Regions from separate parts of the Homo sapiens genome. Here region 2 is linked to region 1. A link is an interaction called in ENCODE POLR2A ChIA-PET data of the cell type or tissue named here. Cell type or tissue: Caco-2. All regions are shown on one strand. Each heading gives the region's core, and the rest is flanking DNA. Links, peaks and the distances in the headings are about the cores only. Region 1 holds the start of EPOR (erythropoietin receptor). Region 2 has its middle 48 kb from the start of ZNF627.

Evidence for each region. Peaks named below come from ENCODE experiments on the same cell type or tissue, not always from the same donor. Only the 100,000 strongest peaks of a DNase experiment are listed, where the experiment ranks them.
Region 2: POLR2A ChIA-PET joins it to region 1 with 11 read pairs; 3 of 35 experiments call an interaction of 5 or more read pairs at or near these places.

The regions. Positions count from the first base shown.
Region 1 is chr19:11,376,249-11,385,718 of GRCh38, forward strand. It overlaps EPOR (erythropoietin receptor), which reads right to left and starts at 8,066. Exons shown (of 8, transcript NM_000121.4): 1 at 7,845-8,066; 2 at 6,849-6,984; 3 at 5,682-5,857; 4 at 5,444-5,601; 5 at 4,808-4,961; 6 at 4,636-4,723; 7 at 2,443-2,530; 8 at 959-2,347. The coding sequence starts at 7,959. The coding sequence ends at 1,736. RefSeq lists enhancers at 5,169-5,706, 5,373-5,442, 5,693-5,752, 5,763-5,852 and a silencer at 7,306-7,365. In Caco-2, for the core only: CTCF peaks have their summits at 2,218 (motif pointing right), 4,792, 5,001 (motif pointing right) and 6,665; DNase peaks (open chromatin) are centred at 5,003, 5,463, 6,773, 8,123 and 3 weaker places; H3K4me3 peaks cover 3,979 bases.
Region 2 is chr19:11,639,169-11,651,251 of GRCh38, forward strand. It overlaps the pseudogene ZNF887P. Among named protein-coding and RNA genes, the nearest start is that of ZNF627, 48 kb to the left of the region's middle. RefSeq lists a silencer at 504-593. In Caco-2, for the core only: no CTCF peak of the experiment used is centred there; no DNase peak of the experiment used is centred there.

The DNA.
Region 1 (9,470 bases), core at 1,471-9,470:
CAGCACTTTGGGAGGCTGAGGCGGTCAGATCACCAGAGGTCAGGAGTTGGAGACCAGCCTGCCCAACATGATGAAACCCTGTATCAACTAAAAGTACAAAAAAAATTAGCTGGGTGTGGTGGCAGGTGCCTGTAGTCTCAGCTACTCAGGAGGCTTAGGCAGGAGAATTGCTTGAACCCAGGAAGCGGAGGTTGCAGTGAGCCGAGATTGTGCCACTACACTCCAGCCTGGGTGACAAAGCGAGACTCCATCTCAAAAAAAAAAAAAAAAAAAAGTTTGAGACTTCCTTCTTTTTGCACTCAACGTTGTTACTAAGATTCATCTACATTTTTTTAGTTCATTCCTTTTTCCATATTGCATATAATTCCATGGGTGACTATACCCTGATTTCTTCATCAGATTGCCTTATTTACTGCTGCGAACATTCTTGCACACATGCCCTGGTACGTGTGTGTGTTTTTAGGGGCCGAGACAGGTGGATCACCTGAGGTCAGGAGTTCGAGGTCAGCCCGGCCTACATGGTGAAACCCCGTCTCTACTAAAAATACAAAATTTAGCCAGGCATGGTGGCATGCACTTGTACTCCCAGCTACTTGGGAGGCTGAGACAGGAGAATTGCTTGAACCCGGGAGGCAGAGGTTGCAGTGAGCTGAGATCGAGCCACTGCACTCCAGCCTGGGTGATGAAGACGAGACTCTGTCTCAAAAAAAAAAAAAAAAAAAATCAGTCAGGCTTGGTGGTGCACGCCAGTAGTCCCAGCTACTCGAAAAGCTGAGGCAGGAGGATCGCCTGAGCCCAGGAGGTCGAGGCTGCAGCGAACCATGTTTGAGCTACTGGGCTCCAGCCTGTGCAAAAGTGAGACCCTGTCTCAGAAAAAAAAAGAAGTAGTTAAAGCAAAACTCCCACTGAGTTACTTGTTGACACCAAGTGTCATCAGAGTACTTTCTTAGAACATGGCCTGATTCAGAATTACTTTTATTATTATTAGTGGCAGAGACTAGCTAGTGGCCCTTAAACAGCTTTGCCCTTCCTGGGTGTACAGCTAAACTAAGTTTCCTGGCCTTTCATGTGACTGGGGTCATGTGACTGTTTCCAGCCAGTGAGGTGTGAGAAGAAGAGAGGAAGCCCATTTCCAGGCCAGATCCCTCAAATGGCCCATTGAGGGTCATTGCTGCCCTTTTTCTTCCCTTGCTGACTGGCAGTTTGTAGAACAGGGGATCCATCTAAGTACCCTAAGAGAAGGTAGAGCTACAGACTGGAAGAGTCTGAACCTCTGACTCATCCCATGGATGGCTGCCCATTTGAGCTGAGTTAGGAGAGAGAAATCATTTAATGTGGTAAGCCAGTAAGATTTAAGAGCTGTTTAACATACTATTTTGTTATGTTATGAGTAGCATTCAGATTGCAGATCCAGCTTCTGAATAAGCTCAAGAACTTTAACTTCTATCCCTATGGCCTATGCCCAGGGGAAGATGGGACTTAAAGGGTGTTTGTAGAAATCATGGTAGAAAAACTTACATACATATGTGTATATATATATATAGATACAAAAAAAAACTATACATATTTAAAAATACTGCAAGGTTGTGGTTTCCTGAGCAGGATGGATTGGGCAGACAAAATCAGCAATGCCCCTGCTCCTGAGAGAGGCCTCGCCATCCCTGTTCCATAAGTCTTGAGTCTGCACTGGTTCTCTGAGTCATATTGGATCCCTGATCATCTGCAGCCTGGTGTCCTAAGAGCAAGCCACATAGCTGGGGGGCAGAGGCTCAGCGGCTGGGATAAGGCTGTTCTCATAAGGGTTGGAGTAGGGGCCATCGGATAAGCCCCCTTGGGCTCCCTGGGAGTCCCCTGAGCTGTAGTCAGTTGAGATGCCAGAGTCAGATACCACAAGGTACAGGTACTTTAGGTGGGGTGGGGTAGGGGGCAGCTCAGGGCACAGTGTCCATGGACGCAAGAGCTGGGAGCTGGGGTCCAGGATAGTGTACTCAAAGCTGGCAGCAGAGGCTCCCTCTGGGCTGGGCTTCGAGGCCAAAGCAGATGAGCAGGAGGATGCTTCTGAGCCTTCATCCATGGCCACTATGTCCACACTGCCACCAGGCCCTGGGAGGTCCTCACTGGGCGGGTTCCGGGGCAGCAACCATTTGTCCAGCACCAGATAGGTATCCTGGGCATGCTCACTGCCCACTGGCTCCAGCAGGGGGCCCTCATCATCTGTCCCCGGCTCCACTGCCTGCATCGTCCCCCAGCAGCGCTCTGAGAGGACTTCCAGGGAAGCAGGTGGGTCCTCCGTGAAGGGGGTGCAGGGGCTCCACCACAGGCAGCCATCATTCTGGTACAGCCACAGCTGAAGAAATAGCACCAACCTGCTCAGAGAGGCCTGCAGTTTGGCTGCAAGAAGCAGGGAAGCCCAGGCACTGAGGGGACAACCAGGCCACCTACCTGGAAGTTACCCTTGTGGGTGGTGAAGAGGCCTTCAAACTCGCTCTCTGGGCTCGGGATGCCAGGCCAGATCTTCTGCTTCAGAGCCCTGTTGAAGCCAATATAAATAGTTACATAGATATGACTCATTGAATACTCACCAATTCCCCCTCCACTCCCAGTCATAGAGGCACAGATACACTTGGTCCCTGTGATCACAATGGAGGCAGAGGAGTACATCAGGGCCAGGGGACAGGGGTTTTGGCTGAAGCATCAGCAAGGCCCTACAAAAGGGTAAATGGAACAGGGTATTGAAGGGTGCATAGGAGTTCAATATACCTTGGTCATTCTCCCTTTAATCCTGGCCATGGCCAGGTGCAGTGGTTTACACCAGCACTATAATCCCAGTACTTTGGGAGGCTGAGGTGGGAGGATCATTTGAACCCAGGAGTTCAAGACCAGCCTAGGAAACATAGTGAGACCCCCATCTCTAAAAAAAATAAAATAAAATAAATTAAAAAACCCAAAACCCTGGCCCAGATTTTTCCAGGAGGTCCATGATGTCACTTCATAGATAAATATTATGTTACCTTCTGGGGTAATGAGAGAAGGCATTTAGGATAAAATCCAAGCCAGGCACGGTGGCTCATGCCTATAATCCCAGCACTTTGAGAGGCTGATGTGAGCAGATCACCTGAGGTCAGGAGTTTGAGACCAGCCTGGCCAACATGGTGGAACCCCGTCTCTACTAAAACTACAAAATTAGCCGGGCATGCACGCCTGTAATCTCAGCTACTCAGGCGGTTGAGGCAGGAGAATCACTTGAACCTGGGAGGCAGAGATTGCAGTGAGCCAAGACTGCTGCACTGCACTACAGCTTGGGCGACAAGAGTGACTCTGTCTCAAAAAAAAAAAAAATTCCAAACTCCTCCCCACCACCCTGCAGAAGGCCCTGCGTTATATGACCCCTGTCACCTCCCTCATCTCAATATCTGCCACACCCCCTTACATACCACTCTAGCCATGTGGCAATTTTTTTTTTTTTTTTGAGACGGAGTTTCACTCTTATTGCCCAGGCTGGAATGCGATGGCACGATCTCGGCTCACCCGCAACCTCCACCTCCCAGGTTCAAGTGATTCTCCTGCCTCAGCCTCCCGAGTAGCGGGGATTACAGGCATGTGCCACCACGCTTGGCTAGTTTTGTATTTTTAGTAGAGGTGGGGTTTCTCCATGTTGGTCAGGCTGGTCGCGAACTCCCAACCTCAGGTGATCTGCCTGCCTCGGCATCCCAAAGTGCTGGGATTACAGGCGTGAGCCACCATGCCAGGCCATGCCATGTGGCAATTCTTGAAGCTGGCTGAACGTTCCAATCTCATTCCCACCTCAGGGCCTTTGCACTTGCTGTTTCTTCTCCCCACTTTTCAAGCGGCTGCTTCCTTCCAATCTTCAGGTTTCCACTCTGATGTCACCTCCTCCTGGAGGCCTTCCCTGACCATCCTGTCATGTCACCACATTCTGTTTGTTTCTGTGATATCACTCATTACAATTTGTCATCAAATATTTCTTGGGTCCCTTGTTTGTTGACTTGAGATCCACAAGGTCAGGGACTTGTGGTCAGGGTCTAGCTTGTTCTCCATTCTCTCTCCAGTGCCTGGCACATGTTTGGCACTCTGTTTGTATTTTCCAACCAAGTAAATGAACAGGGCCATGAAAGACGACTAGAAGATTGCTTAGCAGACAAGGCAGGAAGGGCATTCCAGGCAGAGGGAACAGCATGGGCAAAAGCTTGGGGGTGTGAAACCACCTAGTGTGTGCTTGGAATTACAAATACCTCAGAACGGCTAGTCTGATCATAGTGTCTGAGAAGCTTGACCGCAGGGGTGCGGAGGCATTCAGGGTCTTAAATTCTTTCACTAAATCCATCTAGTTGATTTTACAAAGGTGATGACACTGGGGAAAGGAACTAACAAAGGGACCCAAGAAATGGCAGCCCCTGATGTAGAAGGAAAATCAGGTGAAAGTCCCCAAGAGCAGAAAATGTTAACGAAGAGTCTGGGTCTAGTCTGGCATGCATCCCAGCCCTGCCACTGATGTGAATCCTTACTGCGTGACCTTGGGCAAGTGCGTGTCTCTCTCTGAGCCTAGGTTTCCATAGTGAAAGAGGACCGTTGGCGGGGAGGAGTCTGGGCCCAGCGCCCAAATGGGGAGCTCACCGGCGGTGGGAGAGCAGCGCGAGCACGGTCAGCAGCACCAGGATGACCACGAGGATGAGGGAGAGCGTCAGGATGAGGGGGTCCAGGTCTAAGAGGCGGGGAGGAGGTCAGGGCGGTGGGCTTGCCCCGTGATTCGCCCTGGCTCCTCCTACACCCCCGCCTGGGGCCTCACCGCTAGGCGTCAGCAGCGACACAGGCTCCGACCAGGCGCTCCAGAAGCCGCCGAAGCTCGGCTCAGCCATACGCGCGCGGACGGCGAAGGTGTAGCGCGTCCGGCCCCGCAGGTTGCTCAGCACACACTCGGTGCGGCCCTCCAGGATCTCCACCTGGGGGCGGAATCAGGGCGAGGGACGCGTAGCAGACAAAAATAGATGACGTGGGGGCGGGCCCTGGTGGAACTGAGCCAATCAGGGGAAAGGAAAACGGTGCCCTAGAATTGCAATGGGACCAATAAGAGTAGGGGGAGGAGCCCAAGAAAGCTCAGGGCCAATCAGAGAGAGAGTCTCTGGTACGAAAGGGCGGGACCCGGGCAATTTAATATCTGGGCTAGCACTCGTAGAGGGACCCGGGCGCTAAAGGGGTCTAGGGTTACGGGCCGGAGGGAGAAGAAGTTGGGGTTCAACAGGCTTGCGAGGACATTAGGAAAGGGGGTGTGTCTGTGGGCGTGGAACGGTCTTCAGCACCAGGGTAATGGGATGTGGGATGTTACGGACCGGCCCTGAAAGCGGCACCGGGCGCGACCTCGAGAGGCGTGGCTGGGCCGTAGTCAGTGGAGCTTTGGGGGCTGGGCCGTAGGGGCTGGCCTCACCCTCTGTACGCTCCCTGCGCCGTTGCCGGCCGAGACGTCCACCTCGTAGCGGATGTGAGACGTCATGGGTGTCTCAGGCGGCGGGAGCCAGCGCAACACTACGTGGCCGCTCTCGTCAGCCAACCGCGCCACCAGCCCCACGGGGGCGTCTAGGAGCACTGCAGGCATGGGGGTTGGTCAGGTGGGCGAGGACTGAGACCCTCTCCTCCGACCACTCCTCCATTCCCAGAGCACTTACCTACTTCATTGATGTGGATGACACGGTGATATCGCGGAGCGCCGGAGGCTGCTGTGACGCGCAACTCTAGGGGCACGAAGCTCGACGTGTCGGCTGTAGGCAGCGAACACCAGAAGCGCACCGCACCACGAGCCGTGGGAGCCTGGTGCAGGCGACACAGCTTCCATGGCTCATCCCTATGCGCCCAGGGAAGGGAGCAGGTTGGGAGGGGGGACCGGGGAGTTGGCATTGCCCGGCCTGTGGGGGGCAGTGTGTATGTGTGACACAAGGTCTAGCCTTGTGTGTGTGTGTGACAAGGTGTTCCTTCGTCGCCCAGGCTGGAGTGCAGTGGCGCGATCATGGCTCACTGCAGCCTCAAATTCTGGGGCTTAAGGGATCCTCCCACCTCAGCTTCCCAAGTAGTTGAGACCACAGGCACGCGCCACGCCTGGCTTTTTTTTTTTTTTTTTTTGAGACGGAGTTTCGCTCTTGTTGCCCAGGCTGGAGTGCAATGGCGCTACCTCGGCTCACCGCAACCTCCGCCTCCCGGGTTCAAGCGATTCTCCTGCCTCAGCCTCCCGAGTAGCTGGGATCACAGGCATGCGCCACCACGCCCGGCTAATTTTGTATTTTTAGTAGAGATAGAGTTTCTCCATGTTGGCCAGGCTGGTCTCAAACTCCCGACCTCAGGTGATCCGCCCGCCTCAGCCTCCCAAAGTGCTGGGATTACAGGCGTGAGCCACCGCGCCCAGTCTAATTTTTTTTTAAGAGACGGGGATCTCGCTGTGTTGCCCAGGCTGGTCTTGAACTCCTGGGCTCAAGCGGTTCTTCCGCCTCGACCTTCCAAAGAGTTGGGATTACAGGCATGAGCCACTGCTGGCCTCCTTTTGGATACTACCTCGAGAAGGCGTCCCAGCCCCGACGTAGTAACGCCTTACCCTCGATTTGGAGGCGTTGTTATCCCAGCCTGATGTTTGGGGTCGCGTTCCAGCGGTGATCGCGGGAGTGTTCGCGCCCCGGCCCATAGAGGGCGTGCCAGCCCTGGACCCGCAGGTTTCCCTCCAGTGACCACGACTGGAGGCGCCGTCGGGCCTCAAACAGCAGGGGACATACGAGGCTACGACCTCCAGGGAGCTCTGCCCCACCCCCTCCCTCCGCCCTTGGAGGCACCCGCCGGATCGGACTCACTCGAGCTGGTAGGAGAAGCTGTAGTTGCCCGGGCCCACCCCAGCGCTCGCCGCTTCCTCCCAGAAACACACCAAGTCCTCCAACCGCTCGGTGAAGCACAGAAGCTCTTCGGGCCCCCGGGCCGCCAGCAAGGCCGCTGGGGAGGGGCGACAAAGGAAGGGCATGGGGGTCTGAGCTCTATCCTCGGGAGACAGCCCCCTCCTCTTCCCTCCCGCAGCCTGGGCGGACCCGATAAGAAAAAAGCCCCGCCCTGCCATCTTCCCAAGCGGGTCCCTTGGAGGGGTCCGCAGAGGTGGTGCCCCCCTAATTCCCAGGGGCAAGTTTCTCGCCTTACTGTCCCCCGCCGTCACCACTGGCGCACACCTGCCCACCCAGCGGCCAGCTGAGCTGGGCGCGGCGTTCAAGACCTCGAGCTCGGGACTGCCAGCCCCGCCCCAGCCTAGGACACGCGCGCGGCTGGGGGTGTGTGCGGAGAGGCGGGCCCCCTATCGGCCCCGGCAGGCTCCCCGCCAACCGATAGCGCCAACCGTGCCCCCCGCCTCCCTCCCTCCACCGGGCCGGGCAAGTGATCTGGCGCCCTCACACAAACCGTGTTTACAGTAGCCTGTGGCTTGGCCCCTCTAACTCGGACCCGGGCTTTACCCTCCCTCCCCTAGGGAGGGTCGGCTTGGTCCCCACCCCCCAGGGACCTTAGCACCAAGTCAGCCCCCTTAGGATTTAGCATGTCCCAGACTCCCTGAAAAGGTAAAACGGGAATGTTAAGCCCACTCTAGCTCTTGCCCGGGACGCGATCAGGAGTCTTGGATCCTAACATACCCCACCCCGCCCCCCACCCATCCAGGACCCAGTCTAAGGGTTCAGATGCCAGCTTGGCCCCCAGGACCCGGTCAGGAAGTCCAGAAACAGGCATGGCCCCCAGGACCTAGGCTGGGAGTTCAGGCCCCAGCATGGTCCTGCAGGCTCCAGCGTAGGGGTCCACACGCAGCTCATCCTTACCTTTGCTCTCGAACTTGGGGTCCGGGAGGTTAGGCGGGGGCGCCCAGGCGGCCCCAGCGAGCAGGAGACAAAGGGAGCCGACCTGGGGCCAGAGGGACGCCCCGAGGTGGTCCATGATACAGCCCCCGCCACGGGGAGCCCAGGGCTCCTGCCCCTCCGTCCCCCGCCCCCGGCACAGTCCACAGCTGGGTCAGCAGCTGCCTCCGCCGGACGCAGCTGACCAGGCCCTTCCCGACCAGGCGCCTCTAAGTGGCAGATCCCCGAGGGGGCGGGGCCAGCACTCAGCCTGGGTAGAGATAAGTGCCTGGCGGGAGGAGGCAGGGGCCCTTCCCGAGCCCAGAGGCCGCTTGGGGGCAGGGGAGGGAGTTGGGCCGCAACAGCTCCCGTTCTGGCTTCAGACACACGTTTTTTTTTTCTTTGTGGCCCTGGACAGGTGACTTACCTTACCTGAGCTTCAGACTTCTCATCTGTAAAATCTAGCCTGGCACATAGCGAACATTCCAAAAAATGTACCTACTGATTTTATCGCAGAAATCAGCATCTCTTCCCAGCCTGGAAATAAATAAAAATTATTTTCTCTCTCTCTCTCTCTCTCTCTCTCTCTCTCTCTCCTTTCCTTCCTTCCTTCCTTCCTTCCTTCCTTCCTTCCTTCCTTCCTTCCTTCCCTCCTTCCCTCCTTCCCCCTCTCTCTCTCTGTCTCAGGGTGTTGCTCTGTCACCCAGGCTGGAGTGCAGTGGCACAATCATAGCTCACTGCAGCCTCTGGACTGAAGCAATCTTCCCACTGCACCTGGCTAATTTTTAAAATTCTTTGTAGAGATGGGATCCCACTATGTTGTCCAGGCTGGTCTTGAAATCCCGGACTTAAGCAATCCTCCAGCCTCCATCTCCCAATGTGCTGGGAATACCAGCACGAGCCACTGAAGCCGGCCAATAATAATCCTTGCAACGACCAGCAGTTGAGTGTTTGCACAGTGCTAGGCCATGCTCCTGGGCAGTATGCATAATATGTGAGATTTTCATTTACGAATTTTTGGGAAAAAAATTTTTACCACCCACATTTTTATTCTCTTGGGCTGGGCCCGGTGGCTCACGCCTATAATCCCAGCACTTTGGGAGGCCGACGTGGGCAAATCACTTGAGGTCAGGAGTTTGAGACCAGCCTGGCCAACATGGTGAAATCCCATCTCTACTAAAAATACAAAAATTAGCCAGGTGTGGTGGCGTGTGCCTGTAATCCCAGCTACTCAGGAGGCTGAGGCATGAGAACTGCTTCAGTCTGGGAGATGAAGATTGCAGTGAGCCAAGATCATGCCACTGCAACTCCAGCCTGGGCAACAGAGTGAGACTGCATCTCAAAAAATAATAATAATTGGCTGGGCGCGGTGGCTCATACCTGTAATCCCAACACTTTGGGAGGCCGAGACAGGCGGATCATGAGGTCAGGAGTTCGAGACCAGCCTGGGCAACATGGCGAAACCACGTCTCTACTAAAAATACAAAAATTAGCCAGGCGTAGGCCGGGCGCGGTGGCTCACGCCTGTAATCCCAGCACTTTGGGAGGCCGAGGTGGGCAGATCACGAGGTCAAGAGATCAAGACCATCCTGGCCAACATGGTAAAACCCC
Region 2 (12,083 bases), core at 4,020-12,019, 270 kb after region 1:
ACCCAGAAGGCGGAGGTTGCAGGGAGCCGAGATCGCGCCACTGCACTTCAGCCTGGCGACAGAGCGAGACTCCGTCAAAAAATAAAATAAAAAATAAAAAAATAAGACTGAGAGATCAGGTGGGAGAAAGGCTTGGTCATGCAGCCAGCAGCTTCATCCCAAATTCCTGATCCCTGGAGGACATCAGACCCCCTCTCCTACTGCAGTGTGGCCTGTGTGGCCTCGGCTCCCCTTCTGCTCCGAGGCCAGGGGATGTCTCCACTGGACAGTGAGTCTGGGATTCCCTGCACACAGTTGTGACCCCCCAGTCCCGGAGGAAGAAGCAGGAAGGGCTCGCAGACTATTGGCAGGAATTCTTCTTAAATGCAGATATTCCCCGGGAGGGGTCAGGTCACTGCCCAGGGAGGAACCCCCCCTCCCCCGCCCGCCCCATGCCAAGAGCTGTGTCTGCAACCTGTTCATCTGGCTCCACTCAGCACTGGGAGATCACTTCTTCTGTCGCTCAGTGCCTAGGGGGCGGGACCTGGAGTACTATCCAATCAGAGCCGCTGGGCGGGGCCGTGAGAACTGTCAATCAGGCGTCCAGGAGGCTGGAGGATGCGAGGTTGAAAAAGCCCGCGGCGTCTTCTCTGTCACCCGCGCTCGGCTCCCTGCTCGGTCGGGCTGGAACCTGTACTGGCAGCCGGAGGTGTAGGTAGGAACCGGAATACCTCGGAAGCCGGGAAATGGTGAGTGTCCGAGGCCGGGGTTCCCGAGACAGGGTACAGCTGGTTGTAACCGACCGGAACCGGCTGTGGCGGGACCCAGACCTCCTCGCTGTTGTCTCTGGGGTCTGAGGACCCGAGTGCCCTGGCCCAGCTCGGTCCTCGGTCCTCTCGGCCTCAGGGTGGGGCTGGGCCTGCAGCCAGGACTCCGGGCGTCCTGTCCGGTCCCCGCGCGGCAACTGCGGCCCAGGTTCCGGAGTCCTCTCTGGGCAGCTCCGCGTCCGCAGCCCCGCGTCTCCCTAGATTGTGCGGGGACACGGGAGGGTCATGGGGGGAATCCTCCTCGGGTGTGGGGTTCATGTGGAAGGAGCAGCGGTCTGTGGGGTCCCCAGTTCCTCCTTTGTCTCCAAGGGGCTCGAGTTTTTACTGAGATATCCAGATATATGCGAAGCAGGGTCTCAAATCCGCAACTGTGATCCCTGGCCTAGCTTCTCCTAGGGCTGCCAGCAAATCCCTGGATTTCCAGATCCCGCTCCGCGTTTTAGAGCTGGCCTCCTCTTCAGTTCACCACAACAATGTCAACTCTTCGTCCCCCAGGCTTTGTTTCAAACATAGCCATATATATGTGTGTGTGTGTGTATATATATATATGTGTATATATATATATATGTGTATATATGTATATATGTGTGTGTATATATATATATATATATATATATATATTTTTTTTTTTTTTTTTTTTTTTTTTTTTTTTTTGTGACAGAGTCTCGCTGTGTCGCCCAGGCTGGAGTGCAGTGGCGCAATCTCGGCTCACTGAAACCTCCGCTTCCTGGGTTCAAGCGATTCTCCTGTCTCAGACTCCCGAGTAGCTGGGATTACAGGCGCCCGCCACCACGCGCGGCTAATTCATGTATTTTTAGTAGAGACGGGTTTTCACCGTGTTGGCCAGGCTGGTCTCAAACTCCTGACCTCAGGTGATCCACCCTCCTCAGCCACCCAAAGTGCTGGGATTACAGGCATGAGCCACTGCAACCGTCCTCACACGTTTTTCATGTATATATGAATTATATATATATTAAATATATATATATAATTTTTTTTTTTTTGGTGGAGACGGAGCCTCACTCTGTTGCCCAGGCTGGAGTGCAGTGGCACGATCTTGGCTCACTGCAACCTCTACCTCGCGGGTCTCCTGCCTCAGCCTCCCGAGTAGCCGGGACTGCAGGCGCGTGCCACCATGCCCGGCTAATTTTTGTATTTTAGTAGAAACGGGGTTTCACCATGTTGGCCAGGCTGGTCTTGAACTCCTGACCTCAGGTGATCCGCCCGTCTAGGCCTCCCAAAGTGCTGGGATTATAGGTGTGAGCCATGGCGCCTGGCCACACGCAATATTTTAATAGGCTTTTTTTTTTTTAAGAGGGCAAAATATGGCTCTTTTTGTAAAGATTTGTTGTGTGTTTGTGAACATTTCACACTTGAGGAAGCGGAGAAAAAGCACCTGACACTTGCTGTAAACAATCTTTATGCCTCTCCTCCTTTTATCTGCCCGAGGCACGGACACCTTCTGAGAATGTCTTTGGGTTGAGGTTTATCTTTGGAAACTTTACAGGGCGATGTGTCCTCAACTCACCCTCCATCTTATCCTGGTCCTGGGTTTCAGAACTGCCTGGGGCTGACTGAAGATGCCCACAGCTACCATGTTTCTTGGAGGGTGGGTCACTCCTCCCAGAGGACAACCTGAGGCGTGGAGTTGGGGCTTCCCAGGAGAGGAGCTAGGTGCCCTGGGGTGGGAGAAGTCCCCTGGTATTCCCCTCCTTAAAAAGCTAATCCTGGGCCAGGAACAGTCTCTCACACCTGTAATCCCACCATTTTGGGAAGCCTGTAATCCCACCACTTTGGGAAGCCGAGGCGGGTGGACCCCTTGAGTCCAGGAGTTCGAGACCAGCCTAGGCAACATGGCGAAACCCCGTCTCTACTAAAAATACAAAAAAACTAGCCGGGTATGGTGGTGCGTGCCTCTAGTCCCAGCTCCTGGGGAGGCTGAGGTGGGAGGATCACCTGAGCCAGGGAGGTCAAAGCTGCAGTCAGCTGCGATCGCACCACTGCACTCCAGCCTGGGCAACTGGAGTGAGACCCAGTCTCAAAAAAAAGCTCTAATCCCCTGGGACACTCAGCTTTTCTTCCCCAAATCCAGATTCCATTCCTTGGGGACACTTGGCTCATCAGCCAGTTGGATGGTGGTATTGAAGGGACAGGACAGAAATGATTCCTGTTTTCTGGATGCTCTCAGCATAGTTAAGGGAGAAAACTATTCCTAAGGACAGGAAAACCCACCCCACTGAGATGGTGCAAGAACCTGAAAAGCAAAATGCACTTTAGGAACACAGGGGACGCACAATGTGTCGTCTCCTGGGAGGGTGGTCACTGAGCACTTCAGTGAGCAGGATGGGGATGGGGGATGCCCCTGGTGACAGGAGGATACGATGTGACACTTGAGTTAGACTTGTCTGTGTTCTAGGTCCTTACTGTCTCTCTCTGGGCTTGTCACCTTGCAAAGATTGGTTCACCTATTTCAGCTGCAGATTAAATCTCTACTTTTGGAAGCTTTTCAACTATCTTTTGGTTATCAATTTCTAGTTTAATATGATTTGATTGCATACTTTATAGCATTTCTGTTCAATTTGTTAAGGCATATTTTATGCTTCCAGTGTAGTTTACTGTGGTGAATATTTCATGTGAACTTGAGAGGAATGTGTATTCTGCTGGTGTTGAATGAAGGATTCTATAAATACATATTAATTAAATGCAGTTGATTAATTGATACAGTTTGGCTGTGTCCCCACCCAAATCTCATGTTGAATTGTAGTTCCCATAATCCTCACCTGTTGTGGAAGGGACCTGGTGGAGATAATTGAATCATGGGGGTGTTTTTCCCCATCCTGTTCTGGTGATAGTGAGTTAGTTCTCAAGAGATCTGATGGTTTTATAAGGGGCTTCCTTCTTCGCTGGGCACTCGTTCTTCTCCTTCCTGCCACCATGTGAAGAAGGACGTGTTTGCTTTCCCTTCCGCCATGATTGTAAGTTTCCTGAAGCATGTCTTTATTAGCTGAATGAGAACGGACTAATACATTATTGATGCTGTTGAGTTTAGCTATATCATTAGTGATTTTTTTGTTGTATTGACCTATTAATTATGGATAGAGGTGAACTGTTGGCTTCCAACTATAATTTTGGATTTGTATATTTTGTCTTATAGTTTTATGTTTTTGTCTTGTATCTTGATGTTATATTTTATGGGCATACATATAAGTAATAAAGATTATTATACCTTATGTCTTTTTTTTTTGAGACAGGGTCCCCATCTGTCTCCCAGGCTGGAGTGCAGTGGCACAATCACAGCTCACTGCAGCTTTGACCTCCCAGTGCCCAGGCTCAAGTGATCCTTCAGCCTCAGCCTCCTGAGTAGCTGGTACTACAGGCATGTACCACGATGCCTAGCTAATTTTTGTTTTTTTTTGTTTTTTTTTTGTAGAGACAAGGCTTCGCCATGTTGCCCAGGCTGGCCTCGAGCTCCTGGACTCAAGCATTCTGCTCACCTTGGCCTCCCAAAGTGCTGGGATTACAGGTGTGAGTCATTGCGCCTGGTCCTATTATGTCTTCTTGCAGGATTGACCTCTTCACTGTTACAAAATCTCTTTTACAAGGCAATGATGGTCCGGCGTGGTGGCTCACACCTGAAATCCCAGCACTTTGGGAGGCCAAGGCAGGTGGATCACCTGAGGTCAGGAGTTCGAGACCAGCCTGGCCAACACGGCGAAACCCTGTCTCTACTAAAAATACAGAAAATAGCCGGGTGTGGTGGCAGTCACCTGTAATCCCAGCTACTCGGGAGGCTCAGGCAGGAGAATCACTTGAACCTGGGAGGTGGAGGTTGCAGTGAGCCGAGATTGCACCATTGCACTCCAGCCTGGGCAACAGAATGAGACTCTGTCTCAAAAAAAAAAAAAAAAAGCAAGCCCAAGGCAATTATGAGGAAAATTCCTTGCCATTTTCCTTGATCTAAAATGTGGTTTGTCTGAGTTTTATAAAACTATTGCACATTTCTTTTGATTAGTGTTAGAATGGCTTATCTTTCTTCATACCTTTTTATTTAATCTATTCACTTCTTTTTGTTTGAAATGATTTTCTTGTACACATTACTGAGGCTTGTTTAATCTACTATGTCAATCTGTGTCTCTTTTTTGTGTATATAAGTAACAGACATTTAAAGTGGTAATTGATATAATTGTATTAATATGTATATATGTAATTGTTCTCTGTTTGTTGTACTTGTTTTCTTCTTTCTTTCTTTCTTTTTTTTTTTTAGACGGAGTTTCATTCTTGTTGCCCAGGCTGGAGTGCAATGGCGCGATCTCAGCTCACCACAACCTCTGCCTCCCACATTCAAGCGATTCTCCTGCCTCAGCCTCCCGAGTAGCTGGGATTACAGGCATGTGCCACCATGCCCAGCTAATTTTGTATTTTTTAGTAGAGACGGGGTTTCTCCATGTTGGTCAGGCTGGTCACAAACTCCCGACCTTAGGTGATCTGTCCACCTCGACCTTCCAAAGTGCTGGGATTACAGGCATGAGACACTGCTCCCGGCCTCGTTTTCTATTTTTAAAACTTTCTCTTTTTCTACCTTCTGTAGTTTTTGCTTGTTTGTTTGTTTTTTTGAGATGGAGTCTCGCTCTGTTGCCCAGCCTGGAGTGTAGTGGCGTGATCTCATCTCACTGCAACCTTCACCTCCTCCTGGGTTCAAATGATTCTCGTGCCTCAGTCTCCCGAGTAGCTGGTATTACAGGCGTGCGCCACCATGCCCGGCTAATTTTAATAATTTTAGTAGAGACAGGGTTTCGCCATGTTGGCCACGCTGGTCTTGAACTCTTGACCTCAAGTGATCCATCTGCCTCGGCCTCCCAAAGTGCTGGCATTACAGGGGTGAGCCACTGTGCCTGGTAGTAACTTTTTCAAAGTATGTTTACAGAGATGTATTCCCTGTCCTCTCTAGTCAATGAAGGCTCTGTTCCTTTAACTTGTGTTCATCTAGTGTTTTGAGAGAGGTTTCCTGAATGCTAGGAGCTAAAATAAAACAGACCTGGCCGGGTGCTGTGGCTCATGCCTGTAATCCCGGCACTTTGGGAGGCCAAGGCGGGTGGATCACCTGAGGTCAGGAGTTCGAGGCCAGCCTGGCCAACATGGCGAAACCCTGTCTCTACTAAAAATACAAAAATTAGCCAGGCGTGGTGGTGGGCCCCTGTAATCCCAGCTACTGGGGAGGCTGAGGCTGGAGAATCACTTGAACCTGGGAGGCAGAGGTTGCAGTGAGCTGAGATCTTACCACTGCACTCCAGCCTGGGCAGCAAGAGCAGAACTCTGTCTCAAAAAACAAACAAACAAACAAACAATCAAACAAAAAGAGGCCCAAACCTGACTTCTTCCAGGCTTTGTGGATGGCTTTGTCGTGCAGCATTCCTTGAACACTCGGCCTGAGTTTTGTTTGTTTTTTTTTTTTTTTTGAGACGGAGTCTCGCTCTGTCACCCAAGCTGGAGTGCAGTGGCGTGGTCCTGGCTCACTGCCAGCTCTGCCTCCCGGGTTCACACCATTCTCCTGCATCAGCCTCCTGAGTAGCTGGGCCTACAGGTGCCCGCCACCACACCCGGCTAAGTTTTGTAGTTTTAGTAGAGACAGGGTTTCACCGTGTTAGCCAGGATGGTCTGGATCTCCTGACCTCTTGATCTGCCCGCCTCAGCCTCCCAAAGTGCTGGGATTACAGGCGTGAGCCACCGCGCCCGGCCGACTGTTTAAAACTCTGCGTTAGCCTCCAATTTCTGCTGAACTGAGCCTAGAGATCAGCCAGTGCCGAAACTTAGGGCCTCCTCAGGTTTTTTCTAGAAATGTGTTATTTCCTGGGCAGACGTGAGGCTTTCTCAATTCCCCAGGATACCAAAGTGCTTTTGATTAGCCTAATTTCTGAAGCTAATTTTCTCTCCAGATTGTTTTCCTGGGTCTTAGATGGTCTATTCTGTCTCAGTCATAGACTGTTGTTCCAGATGGTTGCAGGCTTTTTGTTGACAATATTTTTATGTAGTCCCTGCCAATTTTTGACCCCAGTTAGGCTTTAGTGTAGTTGAAACAGAGAAGAGAGCCTTATTTCAGACTTTTCGTAGGCCCAGGAGAAATTGGAGTATATGAAGATAATATTTGCAAATAAATATAATATTTGCAAATAAGATGGTAGAATAGGTCACCGCACCTGGCCTGTTCTACATTTTCACTTACCTTTTTCTCTTTGTTCATCTTTCTGTCAACAGTGTGGTGTGTTGAATATTATAGTTTCAAAATCCTTCATGTGTGTTAGGTAAGCTGTCACTTTCTGGTTTAGAAGATTTTTAGCATTTTTAGACATTTGTTACCTCCATTAGTTTTGTTTAAGTAGCTTTTATTGACTACTAACAGGTCTGTTTTAATGATTTAAGGAATTTCATAAATATTCATGAGAGATGACACCTTGGTGACATGCAGTTCTTTTTTTTTTTTTTTTTTTTTTGAGATGGAGTCTTACTCTTGTCGCCCAGGTTGGAGTGCAATGGCGCAGTCCCAGCTCACTGCAACCTCCACTTCCCGGGTTCAAACGATTCTCCTGCCTCAGCCTCCCGAGTAGCTGGGATTATAGGCACCTGCCACCACGCCCGGCTAATTTTTGTATTTTTAGTAGAGATGGGTTTTCACCATGTTGGCCAGGCTGGTCTCGAACTCCTGGCTTTGTGATCTGCCCACCTCGGCCTCCTGAAGTGCTGGGATTGCAGGTGTGAGCCCCTGCGCCTGGCTGACAAGCGGTTCTTTAGAAGAACGTGTACAATCTTTATCCATCTTTCATTCTCCTTTGATGTTACCTAGTATTTAAAAATTTTCCTTTAGGATGATGAAATACATTTCATTAACCTTACGTTACACTTCATTAAATTTAGTTTACGGAAAACCGGTTGCCAGCTTCCAGGTGTTCTCTTATTGTAATCACATAGAATGGGCTAAATCCCCCAAGTAACAAGTGTTGACAGAACATATGAAATGTTACGTACCAAGGTCACTCAGACACTTAGTACCCAGAGTTTTTTTTTCATGGCCATCTTAGTCTGTTTTATGTTCATTAGAATAGAATGCCTGAAATTGGGTAATATACAAGAAATGATATTTGTTTTGTACAATTCTGGAGTTTGGGAAGTCTAAGGGCACGGTGGCACATCTGGTGAAAGCCTTGCTGGTGGGGACTCTTCACTATCTGAGGCAATGGAAGAAGGGTATTCCTAGGGGAGGGGGTGCTAGCTTAGGGGTCTCTTCCTCTTCTTCTGAGGCCACCAGTCTTACTCCCAGGATATCTCATTTACTCATTAACCCTTTCATCCATCAGTGAATGAACCCATTCATGAGGCAGAGCCCTCATGACATAGTCACCTCTTCAAGGCCCCACTTTTGAATACTGACACCTTGGGGATAAAGTTTCAGTATGAGTTTTGGAGGGGACAAACATTCAAACCTAGCAGTGACTGATCAGGTATGCTTCTCTGCTGATTATATCACAAAATTTCAAACTCTCAGAAGGATGATGGAAATTAAGCAAATACCATATTATTTACTTATTTATTTATTTTTCAATTTAATTTGAGACAGGGCCTCGCTCTGTCACCCAGGCCGGAGGTCAGTGTCACACTCATGGCTCACTGCAGCCTCTACCTCCTGGGTTCAAGCAATCCTCCCAGCTCAACCTCCCTAGTAGCTGGGACTACAGACATGCGCCATTATGCCTGGCTAATTTTTGTATGTTTTGTAGAGATGGGGTTTCACCATGTTGCCCAGGCTTGTCCTGAACTCCTGAGCTCAAGCAATCCACTCGTCTCAGCCTCCTAAAGTGCTGGCATTACAGGTGTGAGCCACTATGCCCAGTGGCAAATATCATATTGTTTTAATAAATAGTTGAGGCACACAGCTCCTTTTCTTTGTTATGCTGGTGCAGCTCTCCTTAAATCTAGCTCTGAGATACCATCATAGTTCAACTTTCTAAATAAACGTGTGTAGGGATATGTTGTCTTAGAGCTGCTAATATTGTCTCTTGTAGACAACACATAGTAGGACTTTGTCACGAGAGTTAGTATAGACCCACTAGACAGAAAGACACTAGAGGTGATCTGGGCAGCATATCTCAACTCCCTGAAATCATGAATGAGAGGCTTGTCCGTATTGGCTATTACTTTACTGAATGTGTTCAATTCTAGCATCAGAATTGCTGTGCTGGAGAAAATGAGTATAGACAGAGGATAAGAGTCTGATGACCAAATCATTGAATAAATGTTTGGAGTCTATAGCATTGTGTGAACTTCCTCTAGAGTGTAGCTTCCTAGTGCTGTCAGCCTGAACCTTCCTCCTCTGCCATGTGGGATGTTTCAGGACTCAATGATCTTTGAGGATGTGGCTGTGAACTTTACCCAGGAGGAGTGGGCTTTGCTGGATCCGTCCCAGAAGAAACTCTACAGAGATGTGATGTGGGAAATCATCAGGAACCTGATGTCTGTAGGTAAGGATGACATCATTTCTTCACTTAGTCAATTACAGAACAAGTGTTTCTTGGTCATCTACACTGCTCAATGATTTGAAACATGGTAGGGAATACAGTAGACTGGCCTGATGCAGTGGCTCACGGCTGCAATCTTAGCACTTTGGGAGGCCAAGGTGGGTGGATCACTTGAGGTCATGAGTTCGAGACCAGCCTGGCCAACATGATGATACCCCGTCTCTACTAAAAATACAAAAATTAGCCACGCGTGGTAGTGCACGCCTGTAGTCCCAGCTACTCAGGAGGCTGAGGTGGAAGAATTGCTTGAACTTGGGAGGCAGAGGTTGCAGTGAGCCAAGATTGTGCCACTGCACTCAAGCCTTGGCCACAGAGCAAGACTCCATCTGAAAAAAAAAGGAATACCGTAAGGCCGGGCATGGTGGCTCACACCTATAATCCCAGCACTTTGGGAGGCCGAGGTGGGTAGATCATGAGGTCAGGAGATTGAGACCATCCTGGCTAACATGGTGAAACCCCATCTCTACTAAAAATACAAAAAAAAATTAGCCGGGTGTGGTGGCGGGCACCTGTAGTCCCAGCTACTCGGGAGGCTGAGGCAGGAGAATGGCGTGAACCCAGGAGGCTGAGCTTGCAGTGAGCCGAGATAGCGCCACTGCACTCTGGCCTGGGTGAAAGAGCGAGACTCCGTCTCAAAAAAAAAAAAAAAAAAAAAAAAGAATACAGTAGACCCTTGAACAAAGTGGGTGTCAGAGACTCTTAACCTCTGCACAGTTGATGATCTGGTTTTAACTTTTGACTCTATAAAATGTTAACTGTTGGCCGGGTGCAGGGGCTCACACCTGTAATCCCAGCACTTTGGGAGGCCGAGGTGGGTGGATCCCTTGAGGTTAGGAGTTTGAGACCAGCCTGGCCAATGTGAAACCCCATCTCTACTAAAAATACAAAAAATTAACCAAGCATGGTGCCAGGCACCTGTAATCCTGGCTACTCAGGAGGCTGAGACAGGAGAACTGCTTCAACCTGGGAGGTGGAGGTTGCAGCGAGCTGAGATCATGCCACTGCACTCCAGTCTGGGCAACGAGAGTGAAACTTCGTCTCAAATAAAAAGAAAAAAAGCTAAATGTTAATAGCCTATTGTTGACTGGAAGCTTTATCAGTAACATAACCAGTCAATTAATACATATTTTGTGTGTTGGTGTGTATGTGTAAGTGTATATTAGGACAGTGTCTCACTTTGTTACTCAGGCTGGAGTGTAGGGGCATGGTCATAGCTTAATACAACTTAGAACTCCTGGGGTCAAGCAATCCTCCTGCCTCAGACTCTTGAGTAGCTAGGATTGTAGGCAAGTGCCACCATGCTGGGCTGATTTTTAAATTATTTTTTGTGGAGATGGAGGTCTTGCTATGTTGCCCAGGCTGGTCTCAAACTCTTAGCCTCAAGCAGTCCTCCCACCTCATCCCTAAGTGCTGGGATTATAGGTATAAACCACCATGCCTGGTCTGTTTGGTCTATTATATATGGTATTCTTATAATAAAGTAAGCTAGAAAAAAGAAATATTATCAAGAAAATCATAAGGAAGTGAAAACATATTGACTTGATTAAGTGGATCATCCTAAAGGAATCCTTTTCATTGTTTTCACATTGAGTAGCCTGAAGAGGAGGGGTTGGTCTTGTTCCCTCAGAGGCAGCAGAGGTTGATAAAAGTTTGCATATGAGTGGACTTGTGCCATGCAAGCCCATTTTGTTCAAGGGTCAATAATATTTTGGTGAATAAGTCAGGCATGGTCACAGTGTCCCATGAACATAGAATCTAAAATGTTTCTATAATTTTGTAATCATTTATCATGACTTTTATGGGTCTACATTTTAGGAATAAAATGGGAAGACCGGAACATTGAAGATCAGTACAAAAATTCCAGGAGAAATCCAAGGTAATTTGCACTTATAACATGAAGCTGTGTCCCTTGAGATAATGTTAGAGTGATAGGAAATTATATTTATTTACTTATGTATTCATGTATCTGAGACAAGGCTTAATCTGTCACATAGGCTAGAGTGCAGTGGCATGATCATAGCTTACTGCAGCCTTGAACCCCTGGACTCAAGCCATCCTCCTTTCTTGGCTTCCCAGAATGCTAGGATTACAGGCATGAGCCACTGTGCCCAGTGGAAATTTAAAGAACAAGCAAACAAAGTGAAGCAGCCCAGCTTCAAATTTGTTAATTTTTAGAATGTTTTCTCCAAAAATATATACTTAAATACATACACATTCATTGTTTGCAAAATAGTTGCCTTGGAAACAGTATTAAGAAATCCCATAGTGGCCGGGTGCGGTGGCTCACGCCTTTAATCCCAGCACTTTGGGAGGCTGAGGAGGGCGGATCACGAGGTCAGGAGATCGAGACCATCCTGGCTAACATGGTGAAACCCCATCTCTACTAAAAATACAAAAAAATTAGCTAGGCATGGTGGTGGGCGCCTGTAGTCCCAGCTGCTTGGGAGGCTGAGGCAGGAGAATGGCGTGAACCCAGGAGGTGGAGCTTGCAGTGAGCCGAGATGGTGCCACTGCACTCCAGCCTGAGTGACAGAGTGAAACTCCGTCTCAAAAATAAAATAAAATAAAAAAATAAAGAAACCCCATAGTGGCCAGATGTGGTGGTTGATGCTTGTAATCCCAGTACTTTGGGAGTCTGAATGGGAAGATTGCTTGAGCCCAGGAGTTTGAGACCAGCCTGGGCAATGCAGTGAGAACTCATCTCTACAAG